4 separate regions of the Homo sapiens genome follow, and regions 1, 2 and 3 are each linked to region 4. The links are chromatin contacts, found by Hi-C or POLR2A ChIA-PET in ENCODE. All regions are on one chromosome and are shown on one strand. Each heading gives the region's core, a stretch centred on a gene start or an enhancer-like site at or near the end of the contact. The rest is flanking DNA. Distances are from core to core; before and after follow the strand shown. Region 1 overlaps DTNBP1 (dystrobrevin binding protein 1). Region 2 overlaps DTNBP1 (dystrobrevin binding protein 1). Region 3 overlaps JARID2 (jumonji and AT-rich interaction domain containing 2). Region 4 has its middle 33 kb from the start of GMPR.

Region 1 (5,565 bases), core at 2,523-5,022, 580 kb after region 4:
ATGATTTACAGATACTATCTGTAATTCTCACAAGAACCCCACAAAAGTAGCTTTTATTATTCCCAATTTACAGATAAACTAAGGCTTGGAGAGGTTGCAACTTGCTCAGAATCATAAAATTTATAAATGCATCTAGGATTCCAACCACATTGATGATATCCTCAATATCAGTATGAGGCAGTAGGATGAGGTGATGAGGCAGTGGGATGGGAGCTCTCAGTAGGTCTCTATGAACTGTATTCTTCAAGTCCCCTGGCTGTTGCCATGCCTTTCAGGGTCAGTGTTTTGTTATTTCTGAAGGCAGGGCATGGAAAAGAGATTCTGGGTCTTAGAAAAGTGTAAAATGGCTGTGATTGCCGTCTGCATTGGTTTCCTCTTACAGGTATAGTAATGGTCCTTCCCAAGCCTTGGACATAGCCTTTAAGATGTTCGGAACATTCTTCTTAGCCACTTTCTTTCAGCTCATCTTCCTGTATCTCTTTGAGTCACTTGCTTTTCATTGGTTGTATGTTTCTTTGCAGACATGTTCTCTTATGATAACCTCTTTTATTTCCCCAGCTGAGAGTAAATCTGTTTACGGATAGTTGTTGTTTGCTTAATACCACTCTATTGATTAAATGCATTCTGCCACAGTTCTCATTATTTTCATAGTCAATTCTGTTTAGAAAATGCAGTCTCTATAAGTCTTTCATAGAATATATTGTATGTTCGTTCCCAATTAGGATTCTAATATCCTGAAAAATGTTTGATGTTTAGTGACACATGACCTTATTCTTCAGAAACTGCATTTTGGCTTCTTAAATGCACAAGGTAGGCCTTCCAAATGTTCACTTGAATCCTCTCTTTTTTAGTAATCTGAGAACATCTAACACTAAAGACAAATGAAAGCTAAAACATTATCTGATATACTGTTCTGGTTAATCACTGCTAAATTAATTTGAGTCATTTTTTTCCTCTCATCTATGTCTAACCGATATTGAGCTCTTTTTAGAGAGTTAGTTCAGTTTTTTTTAGAAGGTATGTCTGGATGGTTGCTTTTCATATATATTGCCAATCTGAATTATCTGTTAGCCTTTGAAATACATGCTTCCTTTGGGTTTTAATCTATTGCTGTTATTTGCCTGATATTTATAATTAGTAATGAATGACTGTGGAAGATAGCATATCAAAACTTGGAATTTTAGAGACCTAGTTAGTATTTGTTGGCCTAGAATAAGCCCAGAGAGAGTTGTTTTAAAATCATGAGGCTTTTAGCTAAGCAATTTAAGCTTTATAGAATCATTGCTGACGATATTCTTTACAGTAGGAAAACAAACACTTTGAAGCCAAATTTGATGGAGTGAGTTGTGTAAACATGTATCTGTACCATTAATGTACTTTATGAATTCATTTTGATGCATTTATGTATCAGTCTTAGATTTTGGAAACATTTAGTGTTTTAAATGCTTACTCATTTACTGGGTTTTTTTTTTTGGAAGCCTCAAAATCTCTCCTATTATTACCCAAATACCTTGACATAATATTACAAAGCTTAAATAGTTAAGCAATAATAAAAAATAAAAACAAACTTAGAAGAAAATGGTAACCGATTATATTTAGTCACAGGGTCCCCCTAACTTCTTTGAACTTGTTGCCCTTTCACTGTCAAATGTAACACCATATCCTGTCAGTCCCTCCATTTTCCAGGCTGCTTCACTCTTTTGGTCTTACTTTGCTCTCTAGAGGCCCTGCTTTTATTGAAGGGCAAAGGATTTATGTTATGTGAGCAATTTGGACTTTTGATGATGCTTTTAGCTGTGTTATCCCATGGCTTCATTAATATGGCTCCTGGTACCTAGCCCCTTGGGAATTGTTAAGTTACAACAGATGATCCATTCATATTGGCTTCAGTCCAGCTTACAGGAGCCTATTTAATTGATACTTACTGGTAAGGTTTGTCGTTTTAAAAATAAGTAATAAGGGTATGCTGGGAACTGGAAAACAAGGGCTATGAACTGACAGATCGGGTTTGGCTCCCAATCCAACTTCCTCACTTTAAAAACTGTGCAGATTTCTCAATGGCTCCAAGCTTTAGTTTTCTTGTCTGCAAAATGACGATGAGCATACCTGTCTTGTAGGTATTTGGAGGATTAAAGGAGATGACAAACGTAACCACTTAGCACAGTGCCTGGTACATGCTGGGCATCTGCCACGCACCACGCACTGCGTACAGACTCTGGACACACAGCAGTGAACAAGGCTGGGCACCTGCCATCAAGATGCTGACGTTCTAATGGGGGCCTCTCTAGCCTTTGCGAATTCACAAAACCATTATTCTGTGACACGAGGGTTTGGATGGATGTTAGGCAGTTTAGCTTGTGCTGCAAAACAGTTTAGAATGCAAAACCACAAGATTCAATGTGGTGATATTAGTATTCTGTACATTGAAGGTGTGTAAGCATACAATGGAATATTTTTATCCAGATTCTATGCACTTTCTTATTCTGTGAAAAACCACAGTGCTTTTTAATCATAAAACTGGAAAAATATGTTTGAAAAGTATATACTGAATTATCTTGAACTTCCACTAGAGGGTAGTATAATCCTATTCCTTTATTGAAGTTCAAAATGTTAAAGCCTTGTCTTTGAATTTTCTCTTAGTTTATTTTATATGACCTATTTTTAAAAGACTGTTCCCTTCATCTAGAACAGAAGATTCTGGGTTTTGTTTTTGTTTTAAAATTTTAATTTTTTTAAGAGACAGAGTCTCACTCTGTTGTTCAGGCTGTAGCATGGTGATGTGATCATAGCTCACTGCAGCCTCAGACTATTCCTGGACTCAAGCGATCTTCCTGCCTCAGCCTCCCAAAGCTCTGGCATTACAGGATTGAGCCACTGTACCCAGCCAGAAGATGCTGTTAACTCTTAGATAAGAATTCTTAGATATAAGAGAATAGCAGCCGTATACTGAGTTTGTGTTTTTCTTTTGGTTTGACCTAGCCTGATACAGTATTATTTTGCTTTTTTCTGTACAGAATTTTAGAGGGCATCTAACAAAGAGATTATCATAGCTCTGTCAGTTTTTCATGGACTAGATTATCAGATGTCCAGGTTCCTTTCTGAGGCTAGACCCTTCAAGAGGCACATTAATTCTCTTAGACACCTTTTAGGCTACTACATAGATCTCATTTGTTCCATAATGGCTTTTGCAAGTTAATGTACTTCTTAAAGTTTCCTTATTCATACCATCATTACCTTATTACCTTAGTACATAAAAGTGTAACGTAAGCATTTGAACAGTCTTGTGGTCTTTCAGTACCTGGCCTCTGTGACCTATGGGTTTGCAGCCAAGGAGAGTTCTTTGTTCCATAAGGCTAATTATTTTGTTAGAAAATAACTCATTAAGTGGGAAATAATTTTAGTGTGCTGCTTCATTCTTTATATATCAGTGGTTACACTACAGATGATATGTATTTGAAACAAATGGCACAAAGAAAAATTCCAAACAGAATTGCTTTTCCTCTGGGACGGCCTTCTTGCAAAAATTTGTGAAGCTCTTTTTTGCACAGCTGTCAGGCATTCCCAAATGGCTTTTCACAATAAAATTCTACCTATCTCTTTCACTGATCACTAAATGAGACATATGCGGTTGTTATAGCGAGCAAAATGGTGAGGCTTGAGCTTCTTGTAAAGGTATATTTGTGTCCATGGAGGCCTGCTAGTATTTTATGTATATGCATCCTAAGTTGGTTACCAAATGTACTCATATATGCAACTTGTTTTGCAACAGGAAATGAGCAGGCTGTGACAGGGAAATTAAATTTCTGCTAACTTAAATTCAACATAAAATATTCGGAATACACATTACGTATGTACTTGTCATTATTATATGAAGAGCTTTTTTAAGTTTAATATAAGGGGATGAACCTTTATTTTTTTCAATGCAATTATTTTATATTTTGTTACTGATTTCAAGTCTGCTAAGTGTTAAAATGGAAAATTTTCATCATTTCTTCTGTTTTAAGTCACTGATAATGTGACCTGGTTTAATATACTAAAAGTATCATCATGTTGTTTAATGTTTTCTAAGTTCTCTGCTCATGTTTATTCTTTTACAAAATTTGGCATAGTCTCTTAATATTTAAACTAGATGACCATGAATAGTTTTGCCTTCTCAGTTATTTTACATGTTAGAGTAATAAAATCATTCTATCACCAGAAATTATTCTTTATTGAATTCAACAGACAGGGTTATTAGGGGATAGCAAAAAAGCAAAAATACAGTCTGCACCTTTAAGGCCCTTACTGATTCCTGAGAGATATGAGAGTACACAACTGGTTGGATGATATCAGTCAGAATGTGAGTCCTGTGTGAGGCTGAAAGGTCTGGGGAAGCACAGAAGAGGAAGGGAGCCCTGTGGGAGGAGGGCGGGCTGCCACTGGCCTAAGCCTGAAAAGACAGGCCGGGGTTAGGGACAGGCAGAGGCAAGGAGGAGGAGGCACCAACGCTCAGTACTCCTCTTGTTTTGCTGTAATGTAGAATATGTGAAGGAAAGAAGTGAAGTAAACAGTTTGTGGCCAGAGAGCAGTAGCTCTCTGAATGATAAGGAGTTTAACTTGAAAGGGCTGGGGAGCCTGTGAAGCTTTTTAAAGGGGAGAACATAAATATGAATTTGGTGTTAGCAGTAAAATGACCACGGACTATTTCAAGCATTTTTAGTCTAAATTTGTCATTCAGCACAAGAGCATGAGGCCGTCCTATTCAGAAGTATGTACAGTTTGTTTCTCATTAGGAATTCCAGGTTGATAAACCACTCACATGTTTTCATCTGGTCCCCACGTTATTAACAAAAGAGTGACTAGGGCAGCAAGTACAATTTGTACCTAGAACAGAATTTCTGTCTGTGAGAAATTAATTGGCCTGCCTAGAGATCAACCTCATTTAAGTTCCTGGCCTCATTAGCTCTGTAGTCAACCAACAGAGCTAGAATCTAAATGGAAATTGCCATCTGTCCAGATAAAGATTAAAGAGGTAAAAAGAACATACACATTTTCCAGCATAGAATAATTGTTGGCTCCATTACATAGTTTCTTTTCAGAAAAATCATTTGAAATTTAATTCCTTTTACCTGTAGGAGATCTTAAGTCTAAGACTATAGCCTGGAAAATAACTTATAGGTGTGTAAGTTTGTAAGATAAAAATGAAAATGTTGTTGACATTTTGATCTAATAGATCCATAGATCTTGTTTACATCATGATCATTACTGGTCAATGAAATTATTAGTTTTCAATCACTTTTATTAAATATAAAACTTAGCTAATCTAAAAATTTTCTCTATTTTTTATATTCAAACATTAATTATTTACTGTCAAGTATTAAGTTTAGGTACTTCGGCTCATTTAATCCTTTTAACAGCTTTGCAAGATATGTGTTGTTAGCTCTCTCTTCACAGACGAGGTATCACATTGCATCTCATCTGGCAGGAGCAGAGCTGGGTTTTTAAGCTTGTGCTTCAAAGCCTAGCTCTTAACCCGTCCCCCATATGCTAAGCATACATGCACGATACTGAATGCACCAAGTAGCT
Region 2 (5,494 bases), core at 873-3,372, 650 kb after region 4:
GTCCTTTCTCTCCATGTGTAGGGTTGGCGTCTCTCACATGAGGATCTTGTGTCCTGCTTCAGGAGAAAATGAGAAGATCCTTCCTAGGTTTTATGCCTGCCTCAGGGGAGAAGGGCAAGGGGAAGGTGAGAGCGATCCTCCTGTTTCTGCAGTTTTCTCAGATTCTTTCAGCTTCAAATATCTAATACGCCACAGTGCCATATTTTGGGGTATTGTGTCCTGAACCCCATCACCCAAAATCATAAATAAAAGGAATTAGGCTTAGGAAAGGAAGGAAAAAAGAAAAATGAAAACGACTTAAGAATTAGCTTTCAGGCTCTGGGTCTGCTTCTAAGGAACCTACATAGGCTTTTATAAGAAAATTTAAGAAATGGCAAAGCTGTCTGAGGCCAAAAAAAAAAAAGCTCACTTGTCAAGAGCATTGAACTGCTTTGCACATGAAGAATAGAATGAAGTTGTTCCTCTGCATGTGAGGAAAGATAGATAAAAGACTTTGGAAGGCCTAAAACAGTTTATGTCAAAATGCTAATCAAGTCACTTACCACTTACCATCTCTCTGGAATGCTGTGTGGTTCCATTTTATCTGAATTTAAAACAATATCTATCTTGTATGGTACCGTCTTTCATAATATGAAGCTTATGTTTTCAAATGTCTAAAAATCTTGTATTTTCATCCAGGACCTTTTTTGTATGCTATTTCTGTTCCCTCTGCCCCTCCCTCAAAGTGTTTGTGTCTGGCTTCTGGCCTGAGGCTGTGCTTCCCAGCCTGTCAGAATGGCCACCCTACAGGCTGCAACCCTTCATGAGAAACAAAGGAAATGCAAATATAACAGGGCAGTATTCCTGACTTTACAAATCATTTCATCAACTTGTTTTACTTGATTTTCAGGCAAACTGCTTTTTTCATAAGTTGGCAAGAGTTTTTGGATTTTTCTCCCCTCTCCTGTTGATGATCGTACACCAAAAAACTAAGCAATGAAATAAAATGATTGTTTGAGCTTAGATGAAACTTTTTCCTTAAGGGGGTATTTCCTGAATCTTATACCCTCTTACTCTTATTTTTTTAATTAATCGTTGTTCACTCATTTCACAATCACTTTTGAGTTTCTACTTTGTGCTTAGAACATAGAAGACCTGAAAGTATTCCATGAAAATAATTTATTTCTGTGTATTGAATTGATGGGCAAATCTTCATCCTAAGGAATATCAACATGTGTTATCAGGAGAGTTCATGAAAAGGACATTATCACATCACAGTTTTCAAAACCATATGGGTCTTATTTTAGGAATGTTAGCTCAGTTTATAAGTTATACTTTTCTTACAAAATAATAGGCTTCTTGTATATGACTTGCTGTCTTTTTTTCAAGAAAATAGAGAAAGGAGGTCTCACTATGTTGGCCAGGCTGGTCTTGAACCCCTGGCCTCAAGCAGTCCTCCTGCTTTGACCTCCCAAAGTGCTGGGATTACAGGAATGAACCACTGCACCCAGCTGTGCTGTCATACTAATTGGGTACATGTAAGGGAATCCTGTAATATCTTGGATGTGTTAAACCTTTCATTGAATAAATAATATCAGCTTATAGGTTGTGTGCTATTCTAAATAAACCCTCAATATTCCTTCAGCTTCTCTGCCTACTTTCAGGTGTGGTCAACCCCAAAGAAAGGTTCATGGCATCATTTTGTGAGTATGAATTTGGGGGAGGAGTTCAGAGGGTGTATTTTATTGATCATTTGGATGTGATTTATTTTTGGCATGCTATTTTTAATGCATTACAGATTTCCTGGCCAGCTTTTCCATAGCCCTTGGGTAACGTCACTTTTTATTGAACTGAATCTTAAGTGCAGGTGTTTTTGGATACCTCCTGCACTGATTCCATGGACCAGTCTGATGTCATTGTCCGTTGCCTGTTCCTGAGAGCCCCTTGTAGCCACTTCCTGCTCCCACTTTTAGCCATGAGGATTGTACTTGTTTGTTTCCAGCCCATAGAATGGCATGCTGGTGTTTCCCGTCAGCTGTGCTGCTGTTTCCTGAGCTGTGTGCTGTTTATCTTCTGCATCACTGCACCTCAAACGTCTGGCCTGCTGTGACTGCTGGCTGTGGCTTTGCGATCAAGCAGCCAGTTGAAGGCCTACTCCTGTGTACTTGTGAGGCTGCTCCTGATATCTGGCGTTTACTGTGCAGTCCCCATTTAGTGATTGCTACCAGTACCTTCATCAGACTGTTGCCGAGCGCCAACTCCATGACAGGCACTAAAGCTTCCATGTTGAAAGACACAGTGCTTGCTCTCGAGGAACGTGGCATCCAGTGGAACTATAGGGGGCAAGTGTGTGGTAGCAATGGAGAGGTACCAGCTATGTGGGAGCGTGGAGGAAAGAGAGCCTGGGTCTCCCTGGCCTGTCAGAGAAGGGGGCAGTCGAGCTGAGATGTGGAGGGTGAGTGGAAGTTGGCTGAGTGCAGGCGTCTGAGCAAAGGGTCAAGGCAATTACAAGTCAGGGCATGGCTTCTTTGGAGAACCATCAGGTGTTGGCTGTGTGTCCTTCTTCCGCAGCTGGAAAAGCGGCTTCCTAGGGATACTTCCTGAATAGCAGTTTCATTGCAAAGCTATTCTTATACGTCTTTACTGAGCGTAAGGTTGTTGTAGCCAGTAGAAAACAGGAAGAGTGAGGGGTAAAATCTCTGAACACTATTTTGAATCAGAAGTAGCACATCTTCAGCATCTCATACTTGTCTTTTGCACGTCCTTGTCCCAAGGCATTGATACCTTCAGGTTTGCCAAAAGCTCCTGCTGAGGGCCCCAAGCAGGGGTGTCCTGTCTCCCAGCTGCTGCATTTTTTTTTTCACATCACCTCTCTTTCTGCTCATTTACCCCTTCATCTATAGAGCAGTTAATCTTAGAGAAGCAGTAAGGGAGAGGTCCTGATAAACTAATTCATGTTAAGCTTTGAATGTTAGTTTTCTCAGAGCCCCCTGAATATAGTATTCTTCATACTGAAAAGGACATATTAAAACATGTAATCTCTAATTGGTGAAATCTCAAGAAAGGTGACAAAATTCAGATGACTCAGCATGCTGCCCCCACATTGACAGCTCCCCTGCTCCGACCTTCCTCATGCAGCATCTTCCTCAGCTTGTGGACTCAGGAACTTCTCCAGGTCCATCTTCCGTCATCCCTGTGGGCTGCAACACCAGCCTGCCTGGGAGGGGCAGAATCTGCCTCTCATCCCCATCTCATTAGCTGGCAGTGAAGGACTCCTGGTGGAAGGAGGGAGGGGACCAAGACAGCTATTCATAATACTGATTTATTCATAAGTCACTTATTCATAAGCCTTCAACAGCTTATAATTGAAAGTGATATGTCCCCATTTCAAAAATATTTTCTGGAAATAATGAGGTTTCCAGCAGATATGATCAGCTTTCAAGCATGCTGAGATTTGGCTGTCACTGAACCTTTTAGAGGCAGGATATTTCCAACTGGTGGCATGAGGATATTTATAACAAGAGGCCTTTGAACTCAAAAGCATGTTGAGCTTTGGATAAATATTTTGTATTGCAAGTATATGCAGTATTTTATTTGAAATATATGTAAATGTTGTGGGAAACAAAATTCAAAGCTATGTAAAGTGCTACTGAATTCATAATAGATTTTTGTTGTCACATACTATCTCGTAAATTGCCAAAAAAGTATACCCATTCTTAAACTTGAAAAGGTTTGAGACTCGTTGTCCTAGATTAGAATTTTTGGACTACTTAATTTGAAATCAAGGCAGTATGAGTGGAAACATCTCTAAAGGTGATTGTTTTGAACATTTTTAAGTGTTCTTCAGTGACATTCAAAATCCAAGGAAATCTAGCATCTGAATTCTAATTAATGTTGATAATCATTACACTAATGGTAAATTTTAAACCTGGTTTTGATTTCCTGGAGCTACACTGATGGACGGTGGGGAGCTGCAGGTATCAGTAGTCAGGTTCCCTCACCTTTGGACAGGAAGTTCTTGAAGTGAGGTGGGATTGGCGTAGTCAGGATCTAGCTCTGGTGGTGGTACGGCTTGGGTCAAGGGGCAAGAGCCCTGCCCAAAAAGATTGAAAGTGATTCCTTGCTGTAGCTTTTTTCCTTGAGCTTCAAAGGCCTTTCAGATTCTGTAGTGTCCTATGAAAATGCAAATGTCCCTGGGAAACACTAAACCTAAAAATACTGAATCTTGGCTCTGAAGAGTTGAAAGGATCTTCTCTTGTTAAAACTTTTCACAAGGCTTCGGTTTGGTCGACAGCTAGCTTAGTATAAAATGCTAGAAAAAAAGATAATGCAACCTAGTGAGGACAGGACAATGAGCCTCAACAGGGGAGGCCCAGAGTTGCTGCGGGGGTGCCAGAGGTGGCTAGGAGGGCTGACGGAAAGGGCAGCTGCCAGGACACCACGTCCACTGCACCTGCCACCCACATCCAGCCTGTTTCTGGATTGCGATATTTCGGTTCCCTTTTTTTTTTTTTTTTTTTTTTTTTTAATCCCTGAGACAAAGTCTTGCTCTGTTGCCCAGGCTGGAGTGCAATGGCGCGGTCTCGGCTCACTGCAGCCTCCGCCTCCTGGGTTCAAGCGACTCACCTGTCTCGGCCTCCCGACTAGCTGGGATTACAGGCACCCGCCACCACGCCTGGCTAATTTTTGTATTTTTAGTAGAGACAGGGTTTCACCATGTTGGCCAGGCTGGTCTCGAACTGCTGACCTTGTGATCTGCCTGCCTCGGCCTCCCAAAGTGCTCGGATTACAGGCATGAGCCACCATGCCCGGTCTCAGGTTCCCTTTAAAAAGAAGAAAATCAGCTTTGTTTTTCTGATTGTAATGCTCAAATTAGAGACCCTCAGATCTTTGGAGTTAAACAAAATTGTAGGTGATATTATTTGCAACTGCATTTTATTTGCAGTCTGGATCATGAGAAAACAACTGAAGCTTGTGTATTTCTCCATTCCTGGTAGTGAGGGGTTACTGTCAAAATTAGTCCACATTTGTCAAGTGGTTGCTTGTTCTTGAATGAATAAGATAGAAAAATATACATTTTTAATAATTAATGAAAACTTAAATTTTACATCTGAAGGATTTTTCTCTCATGATTAAAACAAATAACAAAACCCAAACCATAGATTTTAATATTATGTTCAATCACTATTCAACAGGCTTTTTTCTTTTTGTTTTTTAAATTAACATTGCCTTATGTTTAGATGTGCTGACATATTAACTGCCTTCTTTTTTTCCTCTATGTCAAAATTTCTTTATATGAGTTTAGTTTTTAGATATTTCTCAAGATTCTTTTGTAACATAGCAGCCAATTTAAATCACTATAACCATAGAAATGAGAATTGTCTTACTGAGAAAATTCCATCAACATCATTTATATACTGAAATCAAAATGTTGGAAACAAGGGGATGCTTTTGGTTTTTGTGTTCTTAAGAGTTTTCTGTTGGCAAAAAACGTCCTTCCTGCCTTCCAAATGTG
Region 3 (5,353 bases), core at 2,158-4,657, 850 kb after region 4:
GCACTTTTTTTCTCATTGTTGACATTTGCTTTCAAAATCCAGGTAATCCTGTCTGTCTCTCAATTCCTTGGATACCTATTTAAACCAGAAATCTCATCTCTTTCCAAAGACAAGAAATCTCCTAAAATGTCTCTACCACCAACTAATCCCAATTCCAACCATCTACCCCACGTTCTTTCTCTACAAACACAGCCACGCTGCAATTTGACACCATCCATGTCACCACTTCCCCTACTGAAGCCTTTCCATGGCTCCCCAGAATCTCAGAAGAAAACTCCAAATTTCCTTGCAGAGCCCATAAAGACCTATCATCAGCCTAACTTCCCTTACAGGCTTTAATTTCTACACAACTACCAACACCCCTAATTGATAAGGTATGAGCATCTCATAGGGGCAAAAGCTCTCATCGTCAGACCCCGTGTCCAAACAAATGCCAGTGTTTACTAACTGCATACTGATCATGACTTCAACAGTAATGCTACGGTAAATAGAGTTGCCTTTCTCAAGAGACAAGAATAAAAAGTCCATTCTCAATTCTTTTTCATACCAATGTGTTGGCACCTAGAAATAAACAAGTAGTCTTAATTTACCAGCTATGTCTGTTTCACTTACTGACCTAAGGCTGGCTGTTCGTTCTGTATTGCAAAGAATGCATGATCCTATGTAACCCTGAGAGAAGACCTCAATAACACTTAAACTGATATATTTTCGACAAATTAAATGACTCCTCTTCCAGGCCTGGTGGGGCAGCTCATGTCTGTAATTCCAGCACTTTGGGAGGCGGGGGGGGCGCAGATCACCTGAGGTCAAGAGTTCAAGACCAGCCTGACCAACATGGCGGAACCCACTAAAAATACAAAAACTAGTGGGGCATGCTGGTACATGTGTAGTCCCACCTACTCTGGAGGCTAAGACATGAGAATCACTTGAACCCAGAAGGCAGAGTTTGCAGTGAGCTGAGATCACACCACTGCACTCCAGCCTGGGAGATCAAGACTCCATCTCAGGGAAAAAAAAAAAAAAAAAAAAAGGGGGCTCCCAATCCAAAGACAAGATTTAACTCTACCTCTAACAATACTTTACAACAATCACCATTGTTTCAGCTACCTAAACAAAACTGAACCTCTTCTTTGGTCCGTGCATCCCAGCCAGTTCCAACATTTCTTCCTTTATGCAGAATGAGGTTTCTTGCAGTTGTTTAGCTCTATGACGCTGGAATAATGTGGCAGTTGGGGGTTTAATGAAGAAATTCACACTTACCCAAAGCCATGAGGACTGACCCCACCCTCCCGCCAAAAAAAAAGGTGGTATGGCATACATACAACTTCATTTTAAGTTAAAGCTGCTAGGGAAAGCAAATATGGCTATCAAGAAGCAAAGTTACGATTCTTCCTATCCTTACAGTTTGCAATCATACAAGAAACAAAAGGTGTGTTATAAGCAAAGTGGATGTATGTAGAAATTTACCATTTACACTTCGGTGATGTGTGTGAAAGGACAGAGGAGGAAGTGGGGGAGATAAGAAATTTGCTCTAAATGGGAAACCACTGGAGACTTCGGAGCAAAGAAGTAGCAGACTTTGAGCACTGACTGCAGTGTTGAGGGTAAATCATGGGGGACAGTGGTGTGGAAAAACAAGGGAGGCTGAGGCAGTTACCTGTACAAGAGATGAGGACCAGGGTGGTGCCAAAGACTGACAACTGGTTAAATTCTGGAACATTTACAACACTGGGCCAAGAGAAGGCTGACAGACTAGATGTGGCGTGTGTGAAAAAAGGGAGTCGAATACATCCAAAGGTTTTCAACTCAGTAAATGGAGTCACCTCCACTGAATTTTTCAATGTGCTGTTACCTGTTACAGACCTTAGAGAAAATACCAAAGTTCAGTCCAGAGACATGAATGTAGTTGGGTGGTTTTAATCGAAACTCAGAATATAAATTTAGGTGCCCTAATTTACTGAAGAGCAAAATAACAAAAAATAAACAAAAGCCTTTATGTATTGATTTAAAAGTCAGGAGTGAAGTCAAGTCAAGGTTGGCGGACCTTGCTGTGCCTTTTTTTGGCTAACAAGGTTTTCAGAGCCTTTGGGAAAACAATGCTTTAAAAAAGAAAGACTAGGTTGGGCGCAGTGGCTCATGTCTGTAATTCTCACACACTGGGAGGCTAAGGTAGGAGGATTGCTTGAGCCCAGGAGTCCAAGACAGCCCTGGCCAATATAGCAAGAGACCCTCATCTCTACAACAACAAAAATTTAAAATTAGTTAAAAACTTAAAATTAGGCATGACGGCACACTCCTGTGGTCCAAGCTACTCAAGAGGCTGAGGTGAGAAGATCGCTTGAACACAGGCATTCTGAGGTTACAGTGAGCTATGATTGAGCCACTATACTCCAGTTTGGGCAACTGAGTGTGACCCTGTCTCATAAAAATAAGATAAATAGGCCGGGCACAGTGGCTCACTCCTGTAATCCCAGGACTTTCGGAGGCCGAGGCGGGCAGATCACGAGGTCAGGAGTTGAAGACCAGCCAGGCCAACACGGTGAAACTCCGTCTCTACAAAAAATACAAAAATTAGCTGGGCATGGTGGCACATGCCTGTAATTCCAGCTATTTGGGAGGCTGAGGCAAGAAAACTGCTTGAACCAGGACCCAGGAGGCATTGCCGTGAACTGAGATCATGCCACTGCACTTCAGCCTGGGCTACACAGTGAGACTCAGTCTCAAAAAAAATTAATTAATTAAATATTATAAAGGAATAAAATAGAAATAAATAAAATATAAAGAATGACTAACACAGAAGAGTCTTGGATAGAAAGAGAAATTACTCAAGAGCCATTCTCTGAAAATCTACATTTGACATCACAAGCCCTAACTCATAAGAGATGAGGTTTTGGTTTTGCTAATGTAACAGTGGAGGACTTAGAAATTCATCAGTCGGCCAGACGTGGTGGCTCACGCCTGTAATCCCAAAACTTTGGAAGGCCGAGGAAGATAGATCACCTGAGGTCAGGGGTTCAAGACCAACCTGACCAGGACAGTGAAATGCCATCTCTACTAAGAACACAAAAATTAGCAAGGCATGGTGGCGGGTGCCTGTGGTCCCAGCTACTCAGGACGCCGAGACAGGAGAATTGCTCGAACCCAGGAGGCAGAGATTGTGCCACTGCAATCCAGCCTGGGAGACTCCATCTCAAATAAAAAAAAAAAAGGAAAAAGAAATCCATCTGTCACTGCTGGTGGGGAAATTCTAATACCCGCTGAGGTTATAATCAACCCTACCCACCTCTCTCTAACACACACCCCCCACCGCTACCCACAGATAGCCTTATTTATACTTAGGCTTTCAATGCAAATAAGAAAAATGAGGGGCCGAGTGAGTGAAGTGACACTGCCTAGGGCCTGCCCACGCGGGTAGCTAAAAATATAGTCATGAGATACTCTCTGAGCAACACCAAGACTATTCAGGTTTCAGGCGGCCGCAAATCAAAAATATGTGTGTGGCAGTGAAATGAACTTTCTCTCCAGTCAATGAATCCAGGAAGAATCCAGAAGAGCAACCTCTGGATGCCACATCAGGGGCAGGACATACCGTCAGAAAAGCTGTTGGGACAGTAAAGTATACAGCAGCGCAACATCCAAAGGAGTAAACCCTACGACTTGCAGGGAGACTGCAGAAAATCATTCCCACTCAGAAAAGTTTTTATTTACCAACCTGCGAGTCACACCATGCTGCTATACCTACACACTGTGGTTTGAATTTCTTCTTCCATAATCCTTGAGCTCCTGAAGCAAAGATTCTCCCTAAAACATTCTTCACTGCATTTCCTAGAAAGCTACATTCCTACCTTTCTAACAAGTCTTCTTATCACCACTGCTGGTGGTTTGTGTTCAAGCTTCTGCAGCACTCACTGGGAGCACTCTCCTAGAATACTAGTGGTCAGGCATGGCCGCCCTGGAAACCACTTAATGACTTCCTCACCCTCACATTGACTTAACTGGTTGGGGTATGGCCTGTGCCAGAGATCTTATAAACTCAGAATGGCTGCTCTAGAATTCAGTCCCGCCATCTCCCAAATCAGCCTCCTGGCATGAAAAAATCTATATTCTGACAACTCCTTAACATCAAGACTGGTACGCGTTAAAAGCTTAGTAACTAACTGTAGAGAGAAAGAAGGGAAACCTTTGTAACTAAGGAAACCAGGTAACTGTTTAAACAGAGCACACGGAATGGCTTGATACATGTTTTTCTTGACAGTAATTCTCTGAAAATGAGAATTCACTATTCTCAGAAAAAGCAAAAAGGTTACAGTGGACACAAGTTTTCATTCACTGAAACATAAAACGAGCACCTACTGGCTTCAAGAAACAGAATCAATCTGCTATCATCCATTCAAAGCTTCGGTTGCCCCAACTCAATGATGAAAATCTCATTAACCCTGAATCTCTGAGTCAGAGGTAATTCAGTCCTAATCCACCAACAACACAAAAACAGTGTGTTAGTACCAGTATCGGGAAACTCTGTTGTGATTCTTCATTTATTTAATAATAGCAGAAAGGAGATATTGGAAAAACCAGACCATCTTTGATTCAATATATCTCATCACCAGAAACTAATCACTAATTAAAGTCAATATATGAAGATGAGAAAGTTTTTCTTCCTACTAACATTAAAGTTGATGATAGAAACGCTTATAAGCAGAAATAGTAAACAGGTTATATTACACAAACAAAAAATTTTTTAAAGCTAGTTGGGGTTTGACAAACTTCTTAGAACACCTTACAAAAGCCCTGACCTCAAAGAAAACACTTTCCAATTTTAACATACATGCCCACACAAAGAAACACAGCAGACACGCCCCAGAGGCCAAAATAAAATGCTCTCTAGTAATTACCGTAAATAGAAAAAGGAGATGGGCTTCCTGAGTCAGAATGCAGAGCACAATAAAAACCACCAGCACAAAAACATCATAAACAAAATTACATGGACAACAGTAAACTCAGAAGACGGTGGAATTGCTTGTCAGTGTGATACAAAGAAACACATCTGGAAGATGTTTAAACAAGAGAAGGGGGTGTCCGTGGGTCTGCAGAGGGCTGCTGCAAGGATATACAGCATGCCAGTGTCGTCCTAAAAGACACAACATAGCATCCGGAAACAGCTCACTTTCTGCAGGAGAAACAGAAGAGTTTCTTTAAAATCCCACCATCTACAGTTTAAAGATTTGAGAAAAGATTTCTTATTTTTCTATATTTTGATTATCTCCCCTAAATTTGATACAGAATTTCTCGACCAAGGGTCTTTCAACTTGGCGAATTAAAAAAAAAATCAATAAATAACATTTGCTTAGAGAGA
Region 4 (5,444 bases), core at 1,782-4,281:
TATTAAGTCCACCTGCACACTAAAGTTCCAGGATCTGTGTGTACCAGTGGCAGTGCCCTGCCCTCCCTGTCGTGGAGATGCTCCCAACTTGTTCTCTTTAGTGCTTCTGTAATCAGTGGAAAGGAGCTAAAATAAATGCTTCTTCATGTCCCCACTCCTCCAGGAGGCGTGCACATCCTCCCCTCTATTCAGGAGAGATACTTGTCCCCAGGGCTGGGCTGGAGCGGTGAGCTGGTGTGTGGACACACATGGAAGCTTGTCCTTTTGAGGATCTTCCTTCCCACTTCTCTCTGAGACCTCCTACCTCTACCTATCCAGGCCCTTTTTCTCATTTGAGTAATTCACCTCTCTAACTCCTCTTTCTCCTTTCCCCAGCCCTGGTATTTCCTAGATTCATGGACAGCAAAAGCATGTTCCATGGGCTGATTCTCATCTTTCTCACCCTTAGTTCGACTAGTTCTTTGACTATTTTTTTTTTTAAACAGTCTCGCTCTGTTGCCCAGGCTGGAGTGCATCCAGTGGCACGATCTCAGCTCACTGCAACCTCCGCCTCCTGGGTTCAAGCGATTCTCGTGCCTCAGCCTCCCAACAGGGGTGCGTCACCACGTCCAGCTATTTTTGTGTGTGTTTTTAGTAGAGATGGGGTTTGACATATTGGCCAGGCTAATCTTGAACTCCTGGCCCAAGCAACCCACCAGCCTCAGCCTCTCAAAGTGCTGGGATTGAGCCACTGCGCCCGTCCTGAATCTTGGTTTTTATTTAGTAGTGGGCTAAGGGAGGGTACCCTGGGGTTAATGAAGGAAATACACACAAATCCCCAAAAGATATTATTTCAAAATATAACTCTCCTAAAAGAGTTTTTATAAGTTAGATAATTTTATTATTTATTTATTTATTTATGTGAGATGAAGTCTCGCTCTGTTGCCAGGCTGGAGTGCAGTGGTGCAATCTTGGCTCACTGCAACCTCCGCCTCCCGGGTTCAAGCGATTCTCCTGCCTCAGCCTCCCGAGTAGCTGGGACTACAGGTGCACGCCACCACACCTGGCTAATTTTTGTATTTTTAGTAGAGATGGGGTTTCACTAAGTTGGCCAGGCTGGTCTCAAAGTCCTGACCTCAGGTGATCCACCCACGTTGGCCTCCCAAAGTGCTGGGATTAGAGGCATGAGCCACCGCGCCTGGCCAAATTAGATCATTTTAGAGCTGAAAAAGCTTAGAAATTATTAGTCCAATTCTTTCATTTGTTAACGGGAAAACGGAGGTCAGAGATGTTGAAGGACTTGCCCGAAGTCACCTAGTTAGTGGCAGAGGCTGTGTCACGGAGTCCATATCTCCAAGCTTTCAGGCCAGCATTATTTCCTGAGCATTGCACTGTCTCTTATGTCAGGACTCAATTATTACATTAAAAGTTCCCAATCAACTGTAATTTATACGGGCTTTTAGAATACTTATAAAAACTGTATAGTCTTAGTACGTATGTCAAAAGAACTTGAATATTCTAAATTAAGCCCCACATTTTTCAAGGAATTCGGAAGGGAATATTTCTTGCTCATTCCAGATAGTTGGTTACTTGCCACCAAATTGAAGAAGTGGCTTAGCAGAGATGGTTGCTCTCAGTGAAAGTGGATCCGTACTCATTATTTCTTCCTGGCCTTAGATGTCAGCAGCCTATTTTAATTCACTTAAACCTTCATGTGTCACATCCTGTCTGGACCTCAGGGTTTCTGGAAGAAACAGAAAATAGGATTCAAATAGCCAGGCTTCCGGTCTGGAATAAGGATGCTGTGGTGTAGTGTGCTGTGTTTACCACTAGAGGGCACCTTTTCCCTTGCTTTGGAATCGAGTTTTTCAGAAACTGGAGTTTGCAATCCTCTGTATCTGTCCCTGTGTCCACACGTTAGTAAATTTTTGGTGGCTCAAATGAAATGCTCTTCCCGTACAACAATGGCACTCTGCAATCCTTAACAGATGTGATTGCTGATGGGGATAGTTACAATTCATTCTAGTCAATTAAGAGGAAATTGATGAGGGTGATACTGCCCAGGGGTGAGCAGAAAGAAGTCTAAATGTTTGGATTGGAAAAGGACTAAGAAGAGCTAATACCCTATGCTTTGGTTGTCTGCTTTAGAAGGAAAGCGTTCAGAATAATAATATGATTTAACAAGACAAATAGGGCAGACATATAGGATAAGCCTCATCCTACACAGGTGTGTAGCTAGCAGCCACCTGGTACATTCAAATTCTACTGAGGAAGAAAGGCAGACAAATACTGGGTTTAAAATATCTATCTGGCCAGATTCAGTAACTCAGACCTGTAATTCCAACACTTTGGGACACCAAGGTGGGTGGACCACTTGAGCCCAGGAGTTCAAGACCAGCCTCGATAACATGGCGAGACTTCATCTCTACAAAAAGTACAAAAATTAGCCAGGTGTAGTGGCACACACTTGTAGTTTCCACTCTTTGGGAGGCCAAAGCAGGAGGATTGCTGGAGGGTGGGAGGTGGAGGCTGCAGTGAGATGTGTCACATCACTGCACTCCTGAGGCACTGGGCGGGGCTCAGCAGCTTGTTACAATGTTTATTTTAATTAGATTCTAGCAATTGCAGCCTGTGCAGTGTAGATGTCCTAGGGCTGCCATTGTCTGCCATTCAGGGAACTTGGAATTAGAGCTCTTTGCAGAGATCTTGTGGGCATTAGGGAGAGGAGAAGAGGGGATGGAGTTATGTTTGAAAGTATGAGGAGCCAGTGGAAAAGCTAGGTTCTTGACTATGCCTGATTGGCCAATGACATGGCCACAGTTTGGTAACTGGCTGTGCAGATCCAGATTCTGGGTAGCAACAGCCCTGTACATCTGGCAACACTATGGCGTGTCTCTGTGGCAGCTTATTTTGAGCGTCACGGCTATTACCCAGAGTCAGGAGTAATGTCTTTCATTCTGAGACATCTAAACCCCCAACCACAGGCATGTTTTCTTCCAGGGCAGAGGGCAAATGCAATTACATCTGTGACCAATTTGCACAGCTGGGAGCTCAGCCTCCTGACAGAAACATTTATTTGAGATTCAAGTCTCTAGGGAGCTGGGTCACCAGACAGGAAGTAAGGTCCAGCAAGCATGTGTTGTCTACTATGTGAATGCTTGTTAGGCTGGGCCAGGAGAACAAAACAAAACAACACAAAATGTCAACTTAAGCTTTTAGAAGCAAAAAATCAGCCTTTTCTGTCTACAAACCAGGTTTCTCAGGGCATAGAGGAAAATAAGAATATCCAAATAAGACGGTTGCCATTGACCCCAGTACAAACATAGCATGCACATGGGACATGGAACTCGTGGAAGGGGCAGCTGCCTGGGAGTCAAAGTCCTGGTTTCCAGTTGTGGTTCTACCACTGTGAACTGTGGCATCCTGGGCAAGTCACTTTGCTCAGGCTTTTTATTTTGCAGGATTTTTGTGTCATTCTTGCTCAGAGGCCATGGTAGTCTTCTCCGTATCATTCCAATTTTTAGTATATGTGCTGCTGAAACGAGCACTTTTTTCTTTCTTGCTTGCTTGCTTTTTTTTTTTTTTTTTTTTTTTTTTTTTTGAGACTGGGTCTCACTCTGTCACCCAGGCTGGAGTGCAGTGGTGCGATCACAGCTCACTGCAGCTTTGACCTCCCAGGCTCATGCAATCCTTCCATCAGCCTCCCCAGTAGCTGGAACTACAGGCCTTTTCTGGAGCTGGAAGATAAAGAAAACCAACATGAAAGCATTGAATAGACAAATCCAGAGACCAGCCTAATGATTCTATTTAGTATTTACCCACAGGACAATGTCTCTGGATTGTATTTATTTATATTGTCTCCCAATGGCTTTATTGAGACATAATTCACAGATCATACAATTCACCAATTTAGAATGTACAAGTCAGTGGCTTTTCATATATTCATAGAGTTGTGCAGCCATCATCACACCAATTTTAAAACATTTTTATAACCCAAAAAAGAAACCTGCCACACTCCTTATTTATCAGCCATCACTCCTCAGGGCCTTCCCTGATTCCTTCCAGCCTTAGGCAACCAATGATCTACTCTCTGTTTCTACAGATTTGCCTATTCTGGACATTTCTTATAAATGGAATAATACAATATGTTGTCTTTAGTGACTGGCTTCCTTCACTTAGTGACTGATTTCCTTCACTTAGCATAATCTTTTCAAAGTTCATCCATACCGTAGCATGTATCAGTACTTCGTTTCTTTTTACTTCCAAAAAGTATACAATTATATGGAAATACCATACTGTGTTTATTCATTTGTCCATTGATGGACATTTGGGCCGTTTCTACCTTTTAGCTCTTATGAACAATATTCTGTGAACACTGGTGGACAAGTTTATGTGTGAACATATGTTTTCATTTCTTTTGGGTATATACCTAAGAATAGAGTTGCTGGCTCATACAGTAACTTTGTGTTTAACCTTTCATGTAACTGCCAGACTGCTTTCGAAGGCAGCTGCACCACTTTATTTTATTTTAAAAAATATGTTTATTTTAGATTCAGGGAGTACATGTACAGGTTTGTTACATGTATATATTGCATGATGCTGATTTGGGTTTCTGCTGAACCCATCACCTAAATACTGAACATAGTACCTAACAGGTAGTTTTTCAACCCTTGCCTCCCATCCTCATTCACCACTTTGGAGTTCCCAGTGCCTATTGTTCCCATCTTTATGTCCATGTGTACCCAATGTTTAGCTCTGACTTATAAGTGAGAACATGTAGTATTTGGTTTTTTGTTTCTGTGTTTAATTCACTTAGAATAATAGCCTCCAGCTGCATCCATGTTGCTGCAAAGGACATGATCTCATTCTTTTTTATGGTTATATAGTATTCCATGGAGGTGCACAATTAATTATATATTCCAATGAGCAGTGTATGAGAGTTCTAATTTTGCCACTTCCTTGTCAATACTTGTTATTTCTGTTTCATAAAAATTTTAGCCATCTTAATGGGTGTGAGATGACATTTAATTATGGTTTTGATTTGCATTCCCTGATGGCTAATGATGTTGAGCATCTTTTCATGCACTTATTGGCCATGCATTTATCTTCCTTAGAGAAATGTCTATTTAGATTTTTGCCCATTTTTTAGTTATTTGGTGTTTTGGTGTTGAGCTGTGATACGTGTAATATTATCTGCACATTTTTTCTCTTATTCATTGTAGGCTTGTCTCTTCATTTTCTTGATGGTGTCTTTGGAAGGACAAAAGTTTTTTAGCTGAATTGTGTGCAATTAATCTATTTTTTTCTTTAATTGCTCATGCTTTTGGTGTCATATCCAAGAAACCATTGTCAAGTCCAAGGTCACGAAAATTTACACCCCTGTTTTCTTCTAAGAGTTTTATTGGATTAACTCTTACGTTTTGGTCTTTTCTCTATTCTGAATTTGTACACATTGTGAGACAGGT

The links. Hi-C counts contacts between places; a loop is a spot of excess contacts on that map. ChIA-PET counts read pairs that join two places held with the same protein, here RNA polymerase II (POLR2A). Pooled maps may share reads with other maps.
Region 1: a loop to region 4 is called in a map of GM12878, with 3 times the contacts of the local background. The contact joins two enhancer-like sites. A Hi-C loop is called at or near these places in 1 of 168 maps with a recorded cell type or tissue (GM12878), 2 of 37 single-sample maps with no recorded cell type and 11 of 50 pooled maps. POLR2A ChIA-PET finds 5 or more read pairs at or near these places in 1 of 52 experiments (BJ).
Region 2: a map of endothelial cell of umbilical vein shows a loop between it and region 4 (2.6-fold over the local background). The contact joins two enhancer-like sites. A Hi-C loop is called at or near these places in 1 of 168 maps with a recorded cell type or tissue (endothelial cell of umbilical vein) and 1 of 50 pooled maps. POLR2A ChIA-PET finds 5 or more read pairs at or near these places in 2 of 52 experiments (BJ and GM12878).
Region 3: a map with no recorded cell type shows a loop between it and region 4 (10-fold over the local background). The contact joins two enhancer-like sites. A Hi-C loop is called at or near these places in 1 of 168 maps with a recorded cell type or tissue (IMR-90), 1 of 37 single-sample maps with no recorded cell type and 4 of 50 pooled maps. POLR2A ChIA-PET finds 5 or more read pairs at or near these places in 1 of 52 experiments (WTC11).

What each region holds. Positions count from the first base shown.
Region 1 is chr6:15,620,723-15,626,287 of GRCh38, reverse strand. The region is part of intron 5 of DTNBP1 (dystrobrevin binding protein 1); the gene reads left to right. Among named protein-coding and RNA genes, the nearest start is that of DTNBP1, 40 kb to the left of the region's middle. RefSeq lists an enhancer at 4,434-4,533. Within about 2 kb of position 3,772, at least 20 of the 41 ENCODE cell types and tissues checked have a DNase peak (open chromatin) inside an H3K27ac peak, as active enhancers do; they include GM12878, where a contact is called at or near this core.
Region 2 is chr6:15,548,504-15,553,997 of GRCh38, reverse strand. All of the region lies in intron 7 of DTNBP1 (dystrobrevin binding protein 1), which reads left to right. DTNBP1-AS1 (DTNBP1 antisense RNA 1) reads right to left here. Exons shown (of 3, transcript XR_007059478.1): 1 at 1-5,494. Among named protein-coding and RNA genes, the nearest start is that of DTNBP1-AS1, 5.2 kb to the right of the region's middle. RefSeq lists an enhancer at 1,716-2,264 and a silencer at 2,706-3,000. Within about 2 kb of position 2,122, at least 6 of the 41 ENCODE cell types and tissues checked have a DNase peak (open chromatin) inside an H3K27ac peak, as active enhancers do.
Region 3 is chr6:15,357,570-15,362,922 of GRCh38, reverse strand. All of the region lies in intron 1 of JARID2 (jumonji and AT-rich interaction domain containing 2), which reads right to left. Among named protein-coding and RNA genes, the nearest start is that of JARID2-AS1, 110 kb to the right of the region's middle. Within about 2 kb of position 3,407, at least 2 of the 41 ENCODE cell types and tissues checked have a DNase peak (open chromatin) inside an H3K27ac peak, as active enhancers do.
Region 4 is chr6:16,203,097-16,208,540 of GRCh38, reverse strand. It overlaps the pseudogene RNU6-1114P. Among named protein-coding and RNA genes, the nearest start is that of GMPR, 33 kb to the left of the region's middle. RefSeq lists enhancers at 2,507-2,716, 2,927-3,016. Within about 2 kb of position 3,031, at least 9 of the 41 ENCODE cell types and tissues checked have a DNase peak (open chromatin) inside an H3K27ac peak, as active enhancers do; they include GM12878, where a contact is called at or near this core.